Linked DNA regions of Homo sapiens: region 1 is linked to region 2. Evidence: chromatin loops called from intact Hi-C (ENCODE). Cell type or tissue: heart right ventricle. All regions are shown on one strand. Links, peaks and the distances in the headings refer to the core of each region. The heading gives the core; the rest is flanking DNA. Region 1 has its middle 5.9 kb from the start of IRF4. Region 2 holds the start of LINC03066 (long intergenic non-protein coding RNA 3066).

Region 1 (9,204 bases), core at 2,987-6,986, 180 kb before region 2:
TTACTTCGCATTTTCAGGTAAACCATCAGATCTCTGGTTTCTATATGATTTTAGACCACCACCACCGTAGGTCAACCTGCAACTTTTGAAAAGCTTTTGATTTCACTTATTTCTCAGTTTTTGTTTTAATCTTATATATTGGGTCAATGTCTCCTAACCAAAGAAGAATCTATGTTTAGGCTAGAGCAAAACAGGTAGTGAGGTATGGATAGGTATGCTTTTCCTAAAACCAACAGACGTTCTCAGAAATTAACAGGATGCCATTTTTTATTTCACCCAAGTAAGTTTTCCATTACCAAAGTCTATGTAATAAACAACAGGGTTTTGTTCACAAAAAGTTCTGGTCACAACCTGTTTTTCTTCCTTTCCTTTCACAGATTTATTCACTTGACAAATGTATTTTGAGCACCTGCTACTTGTCAGGAACCGTCCTAGGCACTTGGAACACATCAGTGAACAAAGCAAAGATCGTTGCCTTCTTGTTGCATTATATTTTAATCAGTGTTACCTTTCCCTCAAACGTTCACAAACATACCAGAGAGGAGTTTGCTGAGGACAAAAAATGGCAAATGAGAGCTTTTTGCACTTTCGTATACGTGTCCTCTGCACCGGGTTTAGTCATTTTCAACATACCCTCCCCTCACTCATCCACATCCTCTGCTTTTAGTTCAGAACAACAGTCGTTGTGTGAAACTCTGAGCCTTCACACCACTACCTTGTTTTTAAATGTAATTGCTAATCTTCAACGCCATCTTCTGGTTTACTCATTTGCCATATTGATCCACTAGAAGTTATTTTTCTTAATGATGATGTGAATACAAGTAATAAAACATTTTAATCACTAAAACTCCGGATGGCCTCATTACCCGTCAGGGAGGCAGTGAACAGGTAGCAGCTGGCAGTGGTGACCAAGGACTTTTATATCTTAGTCACGATTGAAACAAAAAACGGCAAAGGTTCTCAAATTGAAAAGCTTCCCCACCAAACTCCCACCCCCTCCACACACTGAGACTTGAGAAAATCGGTATTCCTTAGTAAAAGGCTGGATATTTATCAGTAAATGACACAACTTGTTGACAAGCAGAAACTAATAGGAAACCAGTTCATTGAATGTGTACCCAAAACAAAGGCTGACCGTGATATTCCACGAGGAAGTTACTTATTTAGTGAATTATCCGTATGTTGAGGTTGTAGTCGGCACACCATCTGAATGGAGCATTTCCATTTTCAATTTCACATTTATCGTAAAGAGTCTGCAAGAAAAGCTGAATTTACCTCAATTCAGTATTTTAAAAGCCAATCTTTAAAATTATACATTCACATGCAAGTAAAATATTTCAGAAAAACCCATCCTACACACACAAACACACACACTAGATTCTTAAAATCTTGGATAACACTATTTTCCCACTAATTCACTCTTTAAAGGGGGGGGCTACAATTGGCTAAAAACAATGCAACTGTATCCATAAAGAAATATAAAGGGCAATCATTTTTAATTACCAGAAAAAATCAGGAAAATACTGAAAGTGCTATTTTCATGTAATTTATATAGAATATATGTCTCTTCTAATCCTCTTTGGTTATATGTGTTTGCAAATCTAATTACTGGCCATGACACATTGCATGGCCAAAAGGTAGTATCATTGGGGATTAAATAAGTGCTTGAGTTTTTAAGGCTGTGAGGCCTTGGGAGAGCCATTTAACCAAAGTCCTACTTCTGGGTGTACAAGGAGGGTGGGGGTGTCCCTGCCTCCCAGCAGTGTTTGTTGTGATGATGAAATGATGCTTTGCGCAATGCCTGGCACATCATCATGTTCAACAAATCAGGGCTATTATCATTTACTACGCACTTCAATACTTAGGGGTATCTCACGGACTTTCACTCATTTGGCCCCCAAACCAAACCTGGCAGGCAAGGAAGGCGGGATTCAGCCCAAGTGTAGGGAGAACGAAAGAGATTGTGAGAGGTCCAGATGGCTGGCCCAAGGACACAGCTCTGAGGAACTATTTTTTCTCCTTGTACACAGGGATTGGCTGCATTTGGCATGACTATTTCAGAATCAGCCTCTGAGTGCAGGCTGTCATAGGAGGGGGAGTTTCATCTCTGGTCAGGTCAGTGTGGGTAAGAAAGTCTTCCCTGGCCTCATCCTCCGCCCCTGTGAAGTGGAGGCCGGCGGCAAGTGACCACTGAATCCTCGTTTAACCCTAAGTAGGTGTTTTTTTCTTTCTGTTGCAACTTAGGATCATTAATGGCTGCCTCGTGGCCTTTTTGGTTATGGTAAATTCAGAGTAAGGAAAGCTGCATTTTATTTTTAAGCCATGGATCTAACCATTGACCTTCACTTTATTCTTCTTCACAAGGCTAAATTCTCTTTGAGGAAATGAGAGAAACCTGGTGCTGCCTCTTAGCCACTCTTCTCGAATGTTTAATCCTCTGGAAAAAAAAAATCTAACCTTCTAAGCTACTTATACCAGAGAGGAGTTGGGATGGAACACTCTGGAAATGAGATTATATTATAAATGCTCTCACTGCACACTCAGTTTAAAATAATTGAATGTTATTTGAAAAGTGATAAATTCTTTGGTAATAGAATACAGAGCATAAACCTGGATTTTTTCAAGTAGAGCTGTACACATTTTCCTAATTTAATTAGCAGAATGCCCTGAGTGCCTTCAATGAGAAAATTTGCAGAGCTTCGACAGTAAGCATTCCCAGGGCACAGGGCGTTCAGGACCAGCTTGTGATCTCTTTGAGGGCAGAGTTAGTAAGCGGGGCTTTTTCCTACATGCAGAGAAGAACCCGCTTTCAGGCTTGTAGGAAATGAGACTTGTGATTGTAATCGATGACGTAATGAGAAGCCAAGGATACGAGGTGATGTCTCCTTTCCCTGTTTATAAACAGCTCTTCCCTTTTCGCCTGCTCTTCTTGCCAGCATTCTAAGAAGAGTCCTGGCAACACTTCCCACCTCTCTGACGTGTCATGCTCTCTACAGAAACAGTGACGTGGCTTTACACAGGGCCAGTTGACACTGCCAACTCCTTAACCAAGCCAATGAAAACGCAAATGGTTTGCAATACCTTTGGGCAATTTTCTGAAAACTGAAGCAAGAGGTGAAAGGCAAACGGCTTTGTCTAATTCCACCCATTTGTAACAGCGCCTAATGTTGGGTTATTCTAAAGTTCATCAACGGCTCTTTCAGCGAAATTTTGTGAAACAGCATACCGTCACTTGTCACACATAAGACTCTAGGCATGCTGGATAGAGGAGTGTATCTTTCTAGAAAGGTTAGGTTATGCTGTGGTAACGAGACCCCCTGAGATTCTGGGGGGGGGGTTACTTCTTGTTCAAATGAGATATCCATGGCAAAGCCACGGGGATCCGGAACATTCCTGGCCACCTGATGGAGAGAAGGGTACGGGAGAAGCATGTGCTGGCTCTGTTAGTTCCTGCCCGGCAGCGAGTTACATGGCTTTGGCTCATATTCCCCCGTAATAAGGTAAGAACTACAGTAAAGGAGGAATTATCTGGCCATAGTGTGGGTACCGCCCGAGAGAGAACAATGGCCAGGAGGCCGGGGAGGCCTCGGGGTGAGGTAGAGAGCTCTCAGACGGGCAGGTGCATGGGTGGCAGAGGAGGGAAGGACAAGCAGTTATGGGGCTGAGTAGACGTGCTCGGCAGGGGGTGGGGCGGTCGGGGAGTCAGGGGTTGCTGGAGGGTTTCCAGGATGGGGAATGACACAGGAGTCCCCTGTATCCACCGTTTCCCTTTCCACAGTTTCAGTTACCTGAGGGCAACCTCAGTCTGAAAATAAGAAATGGAAAATTCCAGAAATCAACACTTTGTGTTTGAAGTTGCATGCCATTCTTTGCAGGGTGGTGACATCGCGCAGGGTCCCGCTTCATCCCTTCTGGGATGTGAACCACTGCTTTGTCCAGCAGACCCCACTGTATATGCTGCTGGCCCATCAGCCATGTGGCAGCCATCAGGCCATTAGAGGGCAAGTGCCATGCAGTGAGATGTTGGAGAGAGCAACAACATCCACAGCTTTCATTACAGCGTATGGTCATCATTGCTTGGTGTTATTATTAGTGTTGTTAATCTCTCACTGTGCCTAATTTATAAGTTACACTTTATCCTAGCTATGTACGTACAGAAAAAAACATAGTCTATAAGGGGCTCAGTACTGTCTTCTATTTCAGGCATCTGCTAGGGGTTTTGGAACATATCTATCCCCTGAGAATAAGGGGGGACTACTATTACCAAGAACCCTGATAAAGAAGTGAGGAGGAGGAACACGATTACCGGGGAGACAGGCGAAGTTAGAGATGCTGTCTCACCATCCATGCTGAGTTATTTATCCAGCAGGCATTGGGAAACACAGAGTTTCTTTCAATCACCTTTGAACCGTGACATCTAGAAGTAGTGAGTGGCTCATAGTAATATGCTATAAACATGACTGTGTCTTGCCTCTTGGGTCATGCTTTTGTTGACAGTGATCCTAGTCCTCCTTCAGCCTTTAACAGGGACGGTGGCAGACTCTGAGATGGAGGTCAGCATGTATGATTAGGGAGCATGCTTGGTTGGAGTCAAGGGGAAGGGAGCAGAACTGGGCCGAGAGGTGCCCGTGATGCAACGCCAAGCCAAATGGACTCCAGTCAATGCTGCAGAAAGCTCTGGAGCTAGGACGAGCCTGTTCCAGCGTGGAGTGAAGGGATAGGGCCCCCGCAGCCCTGACTGAGCTAGCATTGGGTGCCAGCTGCCTCTAGAGGAGACGTGACCTGGGAAGTTCGTTTTCTCCAGCTGGAGCCATCGCCACAGAAGGCTGCCTGCTGAGAACCACCTCCCAGGAGCAGTCTCAGTACCCGAGGGAATGAACCTCTCACTCCCAAGTGGGAATCCAAGCAGTGCACAGCAACATCCACCCAAGTCTACACCTCGTTCTGCTGTGATCCATTTCCTCTCATAGCTCCTGAGGGCAGCTCCTCCTGGTTCCAGTGGGCCTCCATCCCTGGAGGAGGGTTGCCAGTTTTAGCAAATAAAAATGCAAAACTCCCAGTTAAATTGGCATTTCTGATAAACATTGAATAACTTGTTTTAGTATAGGTGTATTCCATGCAATATTTGGGACGTACTTACACTAAAGAAACTACTTGTTGTTTATCTGAAATTCAAATAGCAACTTTATCCTGGAGAAAACTTAGAAGAGGAAAGTTAGTGGAACAGATTCCAGCCTCAGCCCCTGCAGCTGGAACGCCAGTGAAGACTCGTGAGCGCCTCCTGCTCTGTCCTTTCTAGATGCTCCCACCTTTCAACTACAGCTCAGTGGCCATACCCAAGCCTTCATCCTTGAGGGCTTTGAACTGGTCACGGTGCCCTTCCTGGTCCAGGGGTGCTGCACCTCCACATACCATTTTCCATCAGTACACACAGGGAGAGCCAAGAGGTGCCCGGATGGGTTGCCGGGGTCCTGCCCCATTGTATAGCAGCAGCTCCACACCTCCTGATGACCAAGGTCAACATGCCTTCTTGCTGCTAAGCTCCACCCAAGGAGCCTCCCAGAGGCCTCCCACAGCTTAGAGTCTAGTGGCACCCTTTCTGTGTCTCCTGGAAACTTGCAGAAACAAGAAGCACAAATTCCCCAAGGGGTCTCTGAGAGTTTTGGTAAGTGGGCCGTTCCTCACCCCCACCTTGGCTCGTACTGAGGACAAGCACTATGTGAAGGTTTCTGACGCAGTGTGCGAGCGAGCTGCATCCTCCCAGCCCTTCTCCCACAGCACGCCCTGGCTGCAGCACTTCTGCCTGGCTTCCTGTGGTTAATGCTGTCTCACGTTCCTGGGAGCCATCCTAGCTGTGTGTTTCAGCATCTCTTGGGGCCTTGCTGGGTGCTCAGTGCTGTGTCCCAGGAGCATGGCCACAGACTGAACCACTCTCTCTTATATGAATCTATGCTCCCCATACCTCCTTGGCCCAGCACTCTCAGACCCCAGGACCGTGACTGCTCTCCTGGATCCTGCTGGCATCTCTTTCTTTCAGACACAGCCCCATTCCTCCTTAGCATGCCCACCTGGTCCCCAGCTAGGCAGATTCCCCAGCCAGGTGGATCCTGGGTGGGCAGGGGGCATGTTTTCTTGCAGGAGAGAAGCCTCTGTATTGTTTCCAAATCAGGGTAGCACAGCCCTTAGGAGGAGGGGGATCCCAGAGTTCCCACAGTGCTCCCAGCAGCCCAGGGCATACATCCTTCTTTCCTAAGTGCTACCCGGGCAGAGCCTCCCAGCATGTGCTGCAGGGATCTTGTGCAAGGCACATCTCCTGGGGCACAGTGTCTTCTCTGTGCAATTCAACCATCCATTTCTTTTAACCATGATGCATTAAGCCAGTGCCTCCCAGGCTTGGTGGATGGGGTCGGGAGTGGGGGAGTGGACAGCCTCAATATGAGGTCATTGCACCTCTCAGGGAAAGAAGGGTTGGCAAGGAAAGACCCCACACATAGCTCAGCAAACCAAGCATGATGCAGTAAGGCTAGTGGGAGTGTGTGAGGAAGACGTAACATGCAGTGACATTTGAGCAGAACTTTGATGGAAGAGCTGGGCTTCTCTAGGCAGGGCAGGATGTGGGGGGATTCCTGGCAGGAGGACCCTGGGCGATGACAAATGGGCCAGGAACCTGAGGCCTGGTTCCCAGGCCACTCTGGGTTCTGGGTGTGGAGTCGTCCTCTGGCTGCTTGGGAGGACTCGGGAGAGCATTTTGGAGCGGGAGCTGCTGAGTGTGCCTTTGCTCCTTGCTTTCCAGAGGTCAGAGCAGTGGCGGGAGAATGAGGGTTCAGGTGCTTCCCAAATGAGAACAGATTTTAGCCAGAGGGTCATTAGGTTTATTTCAACATCAACATTAGGTGACTCATCAAAAGTCCTCTTTCAGCTTCCTTCCATATACGTTTAGCTTTAAAAAATCAGAACATTATCTTTTCTAATGCTCTGAGGCTCCCATTCAGGAATGCAGTTGATTTTTCCCGTTTCAGAAGCGTGAGCAGCTACCCAGGCCAAGTGGGAGGGCATTTCCACTGGGACAAGGCCTTAGAGGTCTACCCCGCACGTGTCCTGCAGAGCCACAGCTTCTGTTGGGGTGGGCACCTTCGCAAGTGTGACACAGAATCCCTGCTTTGAACCTTTGAACTTGAGTGAAGGGCTGTGGCCTCCCAGAACTTTCTTGGCTTGCCTGGGGGCTCCCCAAGGTACTGTGGCATTGCAGTACCACAAACCCACGCACTCAAGTCCAGACGTTGCTTAGGATGCAGAGAGCGATGCGAGGCCTGGCCCATCTGATGTGATAGCCTGGCCCACTCCCCTGACAAGCTCTCCTTGCCCTTCTTACTCGCTGCACGGGAGGCGTGGTACCTCCATGCGGCACCTGCCCACCAGGGGCAGCCTGCTGGCTATGAAGCTTCTCTCAGACACCAGAGAGGCCGTGCGATGCATTCAACCATAGTTTCCTCAATGATTTCCCACTATAGCCTGGTGGGGAGGAGAAGCAGGCTATAAGATTCGGCTTCGGAGATGAGCCCATTGATATGGGAGAGGTCATTTGGAGTTGCTGGATGTCAATAGAAGCGGGAGCACGGGCAGACCCAGCTCTGGCTCAGGTGGGCTGGGGAAGCTAAGCTACACAGACGTAACCGGGCTTGTATTTGCACAGTGCAGCCTCAGCTGCCTCCTGGATTTGCCCCCTCCAGTCTTCTCCCCCCTTACTCCTGACACTTCACGCTGGCCCAGGCCTCTGCCCCACTCGCCTCTTAGCCCACCTCCCTCCCTATGGAGAACACGGAGGCATGAGATGCACCTGTTGGCTGCCCCATCCACCCCTCTCCTGCTGCCTTAGAGGAGGTTCCTGCCTCCCTGAAGCCTATCAGGGTGGTCCAATGAGCGAAACAGGGAATAACTGGGGGCGCCACACTATGCTTATCCTGTGGCCCTTAAGCAGCCGTTGCAGAGAGGCCCTGGTGCTCATTCCTGCACTAGGTGTGGCTCAGTCATTTCATCTCAAACCTTCAGAGTTCTGGGAAGGGTTGAAGCAGAGGAGTGAGACAAGGGAGGCACCCACGGCCCTGCGGGAGTGGACACGCATCCTGCCAGGGGCATTCAACTCACAGGGACAGTTTGGGCATTGCACAGCGCGTGCCGGCATTCTGGAAAGGTGTATGCTATTGTCAGTGTTTTGCGTAAGGCATATTGGACAGCACCCAATAATGGCAGCAGAAGGTTTCAAGAGGACGATTCTACCAGAACCATCACGAGACTTCCGCGGCGATGTGAGCCTCCTTCCTGCCGAGCTTGTGGGCACTCTGGCTGTCCTCTTGCTATCCCTTCTTGGTGCCTTTGTGCTGTGGGGCCCTCCACTGAGGCGGGCTGAATCCTGGCTGTCTTTGTACACCCCGAAGCCTGCCGGAGGTCCTCAGTGGTCACTGAACTAAACAGCGTCCCTCATCCAGTTCAAACTGAAATTTCAGTTATGAAACTCCCTTCAGAAATTCCCTTTCTATTCTGAATGTTGTGCTTTTTCTTTCAGTTCTTTGCAAAATCACCAAAGCCAGGAGGCAGTGCATTGAGAACAAATCCATGGGCTAGGCTGTTTTCTCTGCTCACTGAATTCAGTCTCTGTTTTAATTTGGTATTATCTGCTAAGTGTAAATGGAGCTAACTTATATCAAAGATAAGATCTCAGGAGTTATGCTGTGAATATTTTAATTACACTTCTTTGGCAGATGTATTTTGCTTTACTTGAACACTCATGGGTGGCTGCAGTCTCTGATGAGATGGTCACAGTTTCACAAATTAATTCTTCCTGGTTCCATCTGGGTATGTTCATCAAGGGTGAGCTGCACAGAACTTTTGGGAAGCTTAAAATGTTAAATGTTGCTAATTTGTGATTTATGTGAACTTTTTATTTTGTAAGTTATATACCTTCCTTTTGGGGGTGAAGTTTGTACTCTTTCCTGACTTCTTTTTATACTGTCTGTAATAAAAAGCCCCTAATACATTCTTCTCCTCTACCAGTCTGGTTTATGCATTATAAACCACCCTCCTTTTCTATTTCATGGAAACTTCTGAATTCCATTTGAAAATCAAGTTCAAGTTCCAGTTGCAAAGTTAAGTTCCAGGATGTGTTCATTTTGATATCCCGGTTAAAACGGAGCCATCTGGCATCAG
Region 2 (9,204 bases), core at 1,973-5,972:
GGACTCCCAGCATAGTTTACCCTGGGAGCCCTGACTGTGTTGCAACGGGCTCAGGGTAGAGACCCGGTGACATGGAACCAGCCAGGCAGCAACCTATGCCTGCAAGTGAGTGTGGAGAAGAAGGAGGTGCAGGATCTGCCGCAAGGAGGGGCGCTCAGCATCAGTCTTGTGAAGTCATCAGTGTGCTCCGCTGTCCATGTAGCAGCAGTTACACCAGCCAAAGAGAGAAACAAAGTCAGGGCATGTGTACGTGCCCCGGTGCCCTTTTGGTTTCCGTTAGGCACCTTGCTCAATTTCCTGATAAACAAAACAGAGCCATCTGTGACTCTTCCAGCACACCTCCACTTTTAGGGAATTTTTAGGGATTTTAGGTCCCAGAGAGGAGAAACAGAACAGGGGAAGAAGTGCCCGATCGGTGTTAGGGGCCATGGTTCGAGGTCCTGCTTGTGTGACCTTCAGCAAGTTACCTTCCCTGTTTGCTTCCATTTCCACACCTGTGCAACAGGGCTGCGCTCTGTCTGAGAGACTAGAGGGTCACGTCGGATCATGAATAGCGTTTGGAACTGCTAAACACGCATTCAGTAATCTCATTTGTCAAGGATGGGAGCTCAGACCACAGGGCCTGTCTGAGACACAGCTGGGAAGTTTTTTTCTAGTTTCCCTTTTCTGAAAATCTGCTCCCACTCGGTGGTTTCTCCTGCCTACCACTGGCACCCAGCGTCTGGATATGTTGCCTACTGCACTGCCTACCAAGAACGCGTCAACGTTATCCCCATGTTGTGTGAGAGCAGGAAAAGAGGGTCTCCATCTTCGAGCTGAAGAGTCTTTCCCAGAGTGGATGTGCAGCCACCACCTGCCCAGGGGGTATTTTCCCAGAGCATCATTTCTACTCTACAAAGAATTTTAAATTTTGTGGGGTTTATTTTGTTTGTTTGTTTGTTTGTTTTTTGAGATGAAGTCTTGTTCTGTTGCCCAGGCTGGAGTGCAGTGGTGTGATCTCGGCTCACTGCAACCTCCGCCTACTGGGTTCAAGTGATTCTCCTGCCTCAGCCTCCCGAGTAGCTGGGATTAAAAGCATGGGCCATCAGGCCTGGCTAATTTTTGTATTTTCAGTAGAGACGGGGTTTCACCATGTTGCCCAGGCTGGTCTCGAACTCCTGGCCTCAGGTGATCTGCCTACCTTAGCCTCACAAAGTGCTGAGATTACAAGCATGAGCCACTGCACCTGGCCAAATTTTGTTTTTATATTTAAAAATACCTGGACATATGGCCAGGAGCAGTGGCTCATGCCTGTAATCCCAGCACTTTGGGATGCTGAGGCGGGTAGATCATTTGAGGTCAGGAGTTCAAGACCAGCCTGGGCAACATGGTGAAACCCCATCTCTACTGAAAATACAAAAATTAGCTGACTGTGATGGTGGGTGCCTGTAATCTCAGGTACTCAGGAGGCTGAGGCAGGAGAATCACTTAATCCGGGAGGTGGAGGTTGCAGTGAGCCAAAATCATGCCACTGCGTGATCTGTCCAGCCTGAGCGACAGAACAAAACTCTGTCTAAAAACAAAAACAAAAAACCTGGACATACCAGAAAATAAAATGCAGAGGTCATTAACATTTTTAGCTTTTCTTTTCTTTTTTTTTTTTAAGGAACCTTAAAGAAATGCTTGTGTTTAAGACAAACAGGCACTCCACATGATTCCCCTAAGCTCTGACGATGTTTATTTGGGTACAGCCTCCTCAGTTTATTTGCCTGGGGAGGAAACTAAGGCCCAGAGAAGTGAAGAGACTCTCCCTCCTCATGGCTCTGTCCTCTGCGAGGAAGAAGCATGGACGTTGCTGTCACTTTGTCTCCAACGCACCCTCAGTGCCTAGAACAGTGACTGGTACCACTCCCTGGCATCACTCACTAAGTGCAGGTTGAGTGTCCCTTATTTGAAATACTTGGAACCAGAAGTGTTTCAGATTTCAAATTTTTTTTGATTTTGGAATATTTGCAGAATTCATTCTGGCTGAGCATCCCTAATCTGATATCCAACATCCAAAACGCTCCAGTGAGTGCCTTCTTTAAGGGTCGTTTTGGTACTAAAACAGTTTTGGAGCATTTTGTATTTTTGGATTAGGGATGCTTAACCTGTATTTACTGAATAACTCAATTAATTTTAAGAGGCGAAAGGACCCATAAAGCCTCTGAGTTGCCTAGGAAGTGGCCACATTAACTCCAAGGATGAGGCGGACACCTTCTCGGGGCAGGATCGAACTGTTTCTGATCTTCAGCATCTGGCCCCATAAAATGAGAAGGGTTTTGCCTTGGGGTGAAACTGACCCTGGCATCTCCCTGGAGATGAAAAGCTCCTTATTTCCTAAAGATTCTTCTCAGAGCCAGAGGAAGTATGCTGAAATAGTCACAGTGATCATTTCTCATGAAGAGATATGAGTTTTACCCTCTTTTTAACTTTCTTCCTAATTTTTAAATAATAAGGTTGTATCACTCACAAAATAAGAATAACTTTATAGCACTCTGTATACATACATATATATGTGTATATATGTGTGTGTGTATGTATATATATATGTGTGTGTGTGTAAAGTCAGCAACAACAAGCCTTCCCCAAAGCGGCACACTGTCTGCATTTCTTCAGTGCCAACGTGAGGCACTTATGGGCATCCCCAGGGACTTGTGCGCCAGGCAGCTCCCATCGGCCCCGACGGCCAGTCCTGCCCACATGTGTGACATATATGGTGCTCCCAGACCTCCAAGGTTTGGTAAGAAAGAAAAACACTTGGACAACACACAGCCAGGCCGTGAACGTCACTTAGAAACGGGACCCATAAGAGCGACCTTCCCTGCTTCTCACGAGCCAGTGCATGCCCACACCAGTCCAGGCCTTTTCTTCTTCTACTGAGTGCTGCTTCCCGTCTCAGCTGATAGCACCACCACTCGTAGGTGAGTCCCTGTTCAACAGAACTCAGAGCTTTGCATCCATGGAGTGCCATGAACAAAAGTCACCGGTGTTTCTTAGGGAGAGAACTGCTTTTGCTCAGGGTCAGGATGCCCCACCTGCTTGGGGTGGGGAAGTTGAAGCTGGAGGAAGAGCTGGCTGCTCTGCAGAAGTTCAGAGGAATTGGAAGATGGGGCCAGGGAGGATGTGAGGAAGGGGAGGAAGGCAGAGACGGTGCAGGTGACTCAGCAGGAGGCTGGAGTCTAGAGGGAGAAGCTCCTTGACTGGGGTTGCTGAAGGGGTTTTAGAAATGAGGCTGTCAAAAAACATCACAGCTGCCTACTGCTTAATTTCTAGCTGACTCTGTGTTTCTAACCGTCTGTAGAGACTCCACACAGATAAAGCCCCTGTGCCACGGATTCTAGGGGGACGGGGCAAGAAGCCCAGTGCCAGGGTAGGAAGGAGGCCTTGGGAGGGGAGGCTGAAGAGTGAAAACTCAGGAGCAGATGCCGGGAGGCAGAAGTGACATCTGAACACACAGCCTCCGAGACAGTCCCTGGGTGGGAGACACTGAGGTTTCTGTTGTGCGCTGGATACGGCTTAAGCCTAATTTTACCTCAAATTTCAAAGGCCAGGGCGATCCAAGCTGATATTTGAGTTCCATTACCAGGCATATTCCTTACAACAAGAAGAATGTAAATTCTGTGGAAATTCTAGAACTTCTTTTTTACATTTAAACACAATTCCTTTGTTCCCATATCCTGAAATCAGTAAATTTAAGCAATTTTATTTTTCATTCTGTGCTTCAGGGATCTATGAGGGTCAACACATATTTATCACACGCTGACCTTGTGCTCAGGCCTATAGGAAAATGAACCTCCCTGCCCGCAATGACCTTAGAACCTAACTAAGGATATGGTTAAAACAAGCGCAGGATTGGGTGAGACCTGCTCAAGGGTCAGGCGCTGGTTTGTCGGGGAGAAATGTTGCCCAGGAAGGACAGGTGTGAAAGAAAGAGAAGATCCTGCAAGACCGGAGGGCCCAGGAAAGTCTGGGGGACTCAAAGGAGAGTTTCAGGATTGACCATGGGTGGACAGGGCTCTGCAGACCAGGATCTTTTCTATGCACACTTGGGGCCAGAAAGTTCTTTGTGGTGGGGGCTGTCCTGTACAATGCAGGAAGCTCAGCAGCATCCCTGGCCTCCACCCACTCAATGCCAGTGGCACTCCCTCCCTAGTTGTAAATGTGTGCAGACATTAGTACTTGTCACCTGCAGGGAAGAATCACCCCACTGAGAACCACATGCTGAGTCAAGGCAACAGCATAGGAATTGGAGCACGCAAGAGAGCTGGTCAACACAGGTGAGCTCTTGTGTGGGCCTCTCTATGGGCCTCCAGCCAGTCCCCAGACAACTCTGCTCTGGGCACCAGTGGCCACGTTCTCAGGGCAGGCACTACTGGTGATCATTCTACTCACACCTCTCTCTGGCATCAATGGCCTGATTACACACTGGGGATAGTAGGTAGTAGGTATATTTAGAGGGGCACAAAAATAACCGTGGCTGCCAAGCCAAAAAATTCAGAATTGCTCTCCTTAGTACAGGTTTAATATCGCTAATCTGACTTCAGAGTTTTGGATTAGGGATGCCAAACTGGTAAGTATAATGCAAAGATTCCAAAATCCAAAAAATCTGAAATACAAAACACTTCTGGTGGCAAGCATTTGGGACAACAAAGTGTGGTATATTTCTGATGAGATTTTGTCGTGTTTCAGAAAAATTAATTTGATAGTGATGTGCCCAATTGAATGCAAGGAAGGAGCAGGGTTTTCTGACCTGGTGATTGTGGATACGCCTCAGGAGGCTGATGACAATGAAACTGCGCCATCATTGTGTGGGTTCATTTGCTTTTCTGAGGAGGGATTCCATAGATTTCATCCGACACTCCACAGGTTGAGAGCTCTTGGATTCAACTGGTGCCCAAACACAAGACAGGACCACCAGTGCATATTTGAATAGGACAATCCTTCTGCCCATCCATCTGGTCCCTGCTTCCACTTCCCACAAGCAAACATCCAGTCCACAAAACTCATTGAGCAGCTGCAGTGAGCTGTGTGCCAAGCATGTGCCAGGGACTGGAGCTGCAAAGAGAGATGGAGGCCACAGGGAAGAGGCCACGAGATAGTCAGTTGTCTCATGAAGTAGAATACAGGTGAAGCCAGATTATCACAAGCCATGAAAACCTTCTGGAGGTGACGTCTGAGCTTTGTCTTGCCAGTTGATCTCGCTAGAATACATACGAAGTAAAGAGGGGCCTGGAATTGCTGGTGGCTGAGGAAATGGGAGAGGAAAAAGCATGCCGGACAGTCACGGTGCAGGAAGCCCTCATCACTACTAAGACTTACTGACTAATCGCACACGGGGGAAGGAAGCTTGGGTGGCCGTGAGTCAAGGATCCAAGCCTGGAAGCCTGCAGACAATACTGACTGGGGTTGGCAGCAGAAAGGGGAGGACGTTTTGAGTGGGAAGACAATGAGTTTTGGTTTTAGATATCTTGAGTTGAAGGCAATGAGAGGATACCCAGAGACTATTCAGAACATCTTGAGAGGAACTGGGAATACAGGACTGCTGCTGGGGACATGTCAGGGAAAGAGGTGGGCAGAGAGGAAATGGGTCTGTTTTCTCAGGGGCAGTGAGGGGCACCGTCGAGCCAGCCTTCCACAGCTCTGGTTTCTCTGGGCACTTTCTTTCATGGGCTTCTTTGTGGGTCACAGACATGTTCGGTGGGGAGAAAAATCTCAGTAGAGCAACCTTCATTAAAGTTTCGGGTTCCAGGTTTGAATGAGTAGTTGGGTGTTGAGCAGGATCCTTCCCCGGAGTGATGAGGGGGAAGGGATGTTCAAGCACTGGGTGGAGGGTAGGCACATTCTATGTTTTGATAGAACCTCCTAGTCACATTCACCCCCATTGTGATGCCAGCCAGTGGTCCTCAAAACGTAGTGTCCATGAGAACCACTGAGAGCTTGTTAGGAAAAGCCATCAGCTCAGCCCCACCTCCCTAGAGATTGTGATGTTTAGGTCTGAGGTGGACTCATATGGGTTGTGTTTGTTTGTTTACTTTTTACACAGTAAATTTGGCTTTGTGGAGGTCAGTGGTGGAGTGTGCGGGTTTTATGAATTCTAGCACAGGGAGTGGATTTGTGTAACCACCACAATGCATGCAGAAAAGTTCCACCAGCCCAACAAGCTCCCTTAGCTACCGATTTCTACTCACACCTGACCCCACCTCACTCCCTTGGTAAACACAGGGCTTTTCTCTGTCACTATTGGTTTTTTATTTTCAAGTCTGGAATTATACAGTGTGTAACATTCAAGCCTGGCTTCATTCACTTAGAATAATGCCTATGAGATTCATCTGAGTTATTGTCTGTATCAATGGTTTGTTCCTTTTTAGTGCTGAGTAGTGTTCCATGGTATGGATGGACCACAGTTTGTCAGTTACCCAGTTGAAGGACATCTGGGTCCTTCAAGGTTTTGGCAATTGGAATCTGCCTTTAAACAAGCCCACTAGATGATTCTGATGCAAATGGTCCCAGATCACACAGTGCCCTAGGTTGTGCACAAATGCGAATACTTTTAACTTTGGCTGATCTGATCAGTGGGAGTATCTTATTATCAGATTTGCATATTTCTGATCGTCAGGAGGGTTGAGAATTTTTTAAAATCCTTATTGGCCATTTATGATTCTTCTTTGAATTGCCTACTCTTATGGTAGCTACACCAGGCCAATCTGGTTCGACTTTTATGTAACAAAGTTGTGAGTTGTTGTTCAGTTGCCATGGACCCTCAGTTCACATAGCCTGAGCACACCCAGGTAAACAAAGTGTGCAGCCACAGGGCAAACCTAAGTGCTCAGACTGAGAGCCAGGGACTGAATTAAGAAGAGGACACTGCATGCCTGGATTCAGGATCCAGGATCCAATCGGATGGAGCTTTGGCCTCACCCCATGGCAAGATCCAGTCAGGTTGTGCCACCAGGCATCACCTCATTGCAATATCCAATCAGATCACATGTCATTACCCTTTGCTTATAAAACCTGACCTGGCCCTTGGCTTGGGCAGGTGCTGATTTGGGAGCTATCGCTGGTCTCCTTGCAAGTAGTAAAATTTCCCTGCTAAATCCTCTGCGGGTGGTTGTCCTCCACCAAGTGACCAAGCCCACCCATTGTGTGGATAACGATATCTTTTGCCTTGTATTTTTTTTTTTTTTTTTGGTAGCCAAATTGTTTTGTTTTTCATGGTGTCTTTTAGGAGCTCTTTTATGTTAAGGATCTTAACCCTTTGTTGTAAGTATTTTTTCACAGTCTGCTGTTTTTCTACTGTTTCTTGACCTGTTGAAAAATAACAAGCACGGCCCACTCTGACCAAAATTCCTAGAACCACAGCCTGCAGATGAGAGTCCAACAAAGGCTTAAGAATAGCATGATCTGTTTGGATGACTAAATTTTTGCCTGCTTGTTCAACAAGGTGTTCAATATAAACTCAACCTTAAAGGCACAGTCTGCTTTCAGCTGTATTCACTTTGGTTCTGTGAATCACAGGGTCCTTTACTTTTTATTGTTCCAGCTGTTTTCCTGTTTTGGGCAGAGCTGAAGATTGTTTTGATTGTTTATGAACCTAAAATTCAGAGAAATTTCAAACCCTTCACAGGCATGTTCTGACAGTAGATGGGAGGACTTTTCCTAATGTGAAGTCTCACTTTTTTTTTCCTAATCAGCTGTTAAAATAACCTTCAGTCAGCTGGGCATGGTGGCTCACACCTGTAATCCCAGCACTTTGGGAGGCCAAGGTGGGTGGATATGAGGTCAAGAGATAGAAACCATCCTGGTCAACATGGTGAAACCCCACCTCTACTAAAAATACAAAAATTAGCTGGGTGTGGTGGTGGGCACCTGTAGTCTCAGCTACTCAGGAGGCTGAGGTAGGAGAATCACTTGAATCCAGGAGACAGAGGTTGCAGTGAGCCCAGAACACACCACTGCACTCCATCTGCCTGGCAACAGAGCGAGACTCTGTCTCAAAAAAATAAAAATAAAAAAATAATAATAATTTCTCAACCTGGAAGACATAATATCTCATTTACCCAGCACATAAGTGCGTTTTTTAATTAAGAGACATGACTTGAGAAACAATGCATTCTTTTAAAAATTTGACTCATGGCTGGGAGTAGTGGTTCATATCTGTAATCCCAGCACTTTGGGAGGCCAAGATGGGCAGATCACTTGAGGCCAGGAGTTTGAGACCAGCCTGGCCAACATGGCAAAACGACATCTCTACTAAAATTAGCCAGGCATGATGGTGCATGCCTGTAATCCCAGCTACTCAGGAGATGGAGGCAAAAGAATCGCTTGAACACAGGAGACAGGTTTAGTGATAGTGCCAGTGCACTCCAGCCTGGGTGACAGAGGGAGACTCTGTCTCAAAAAAAAAAAAAAAGAAATTTAATTTATTTTGATGGTATTCTTTCTAAAGTGCTTTAACTACTTTTATGTGTCTCAGAAGATACTAAGCACAGTTTAATCCTTTCTTCAAAGGTTTGAGATATTTTTCAGTGGAAACATTCATTTTAACTGGGCACTGACCAAAGTGTGCTCACCTCTGGCTGCCAGTTCATCCTCTATGCACCCTGCCACCACCAGTGGGCCCCGAGTGTCCTCGATGCTTCTCCTCATGGGAATAAGTTACCTCTTTTCTCTCTTCTCCTTCCTCTTCCTCATCAGCTGTTGCTTCCTCAGAATTTCCTGCTGCATGGGGTGCTGTGGCTTCTGATGGCTCACAGTTGCTGTTCCGTGGCTGGCTCTGTGACCTCCAGCCCCACATCTCAGCAATCCCAGGAGCAGTCGGTAGTGATGCTCCATCCCTACCCCTAGGCTTGGCGCTGTGTCAGTGGCTGCCTCTCTTTAGGAAAGGATATCATTGTCCATTCCTTGTTTCATTTGATCAAAATCATGTATCATCTACCAATCCCAGGCAGTAGGTGTCGGGATACAGGGGTCAGACCTTGCCCTCAGTGGCCTAGTCAAGAATAGATGCCCTAACTTAACAAGAATGCCCTTGACCCTGTCTAGGTACAAATCATATCTCTTCTGGTCTCACCGAGGCAAGTGCTAGCCCTCCATCCTTTCCCACGAAGCATTCCCAGCCTGTGTTTCTCCCTGTGTCCAGACTGCCATCATCTGCATAGGAAACCAGGCAAAGGCAGTGGTCCT

What was found. Hi-C counts contacts between places; a loop is a spot of excess contacts. Peaks named below come from ENCODE experiments on the same cell type or tissue, not always from the same donor. Only the 100,000 strongest peaks of a DNase experiment are listed, where the experiment ranks them.
Region 1: a loop joins it to region 2, with 2.6 times the contacts of the local background. A loop is called at or near these places in 8 of 110 quality-filtered maps.

What each region holds. Positions count from the first base shown.
Region 1 is chr6:381,277-390,480 of GRCh38, reverse strand. No RefSeq gene overlaps it. Among named protein-coding and RNA genes, the nearest start is that of IRF4, 5.9 kb to the left of the region's middle. RefSeq lists an enhancer at 710-759. In heart right ventricle, for the core only: no CTCF peak of the experiment used is centred there; no DNase peak of the experiment used is centred there; H3K27me3 peaks cover 3,783 bases.
Region 2 is chr6:199,981-209,184 of GRCh38, reverse strand. It overlaps LINC03066 (long intergenic non-protein coding RNA 3066), which reads left to right and starts at 3,701. Exons shown (of 8, transcript NR_126020.1): 1 at 3,701-4,298. In heart right ventricle, for the core only: no CTCF peak of the experiment used is centred there; no DNase peak of the experiment used is centred there; H3K27me3 peaks cover 1,156 bases.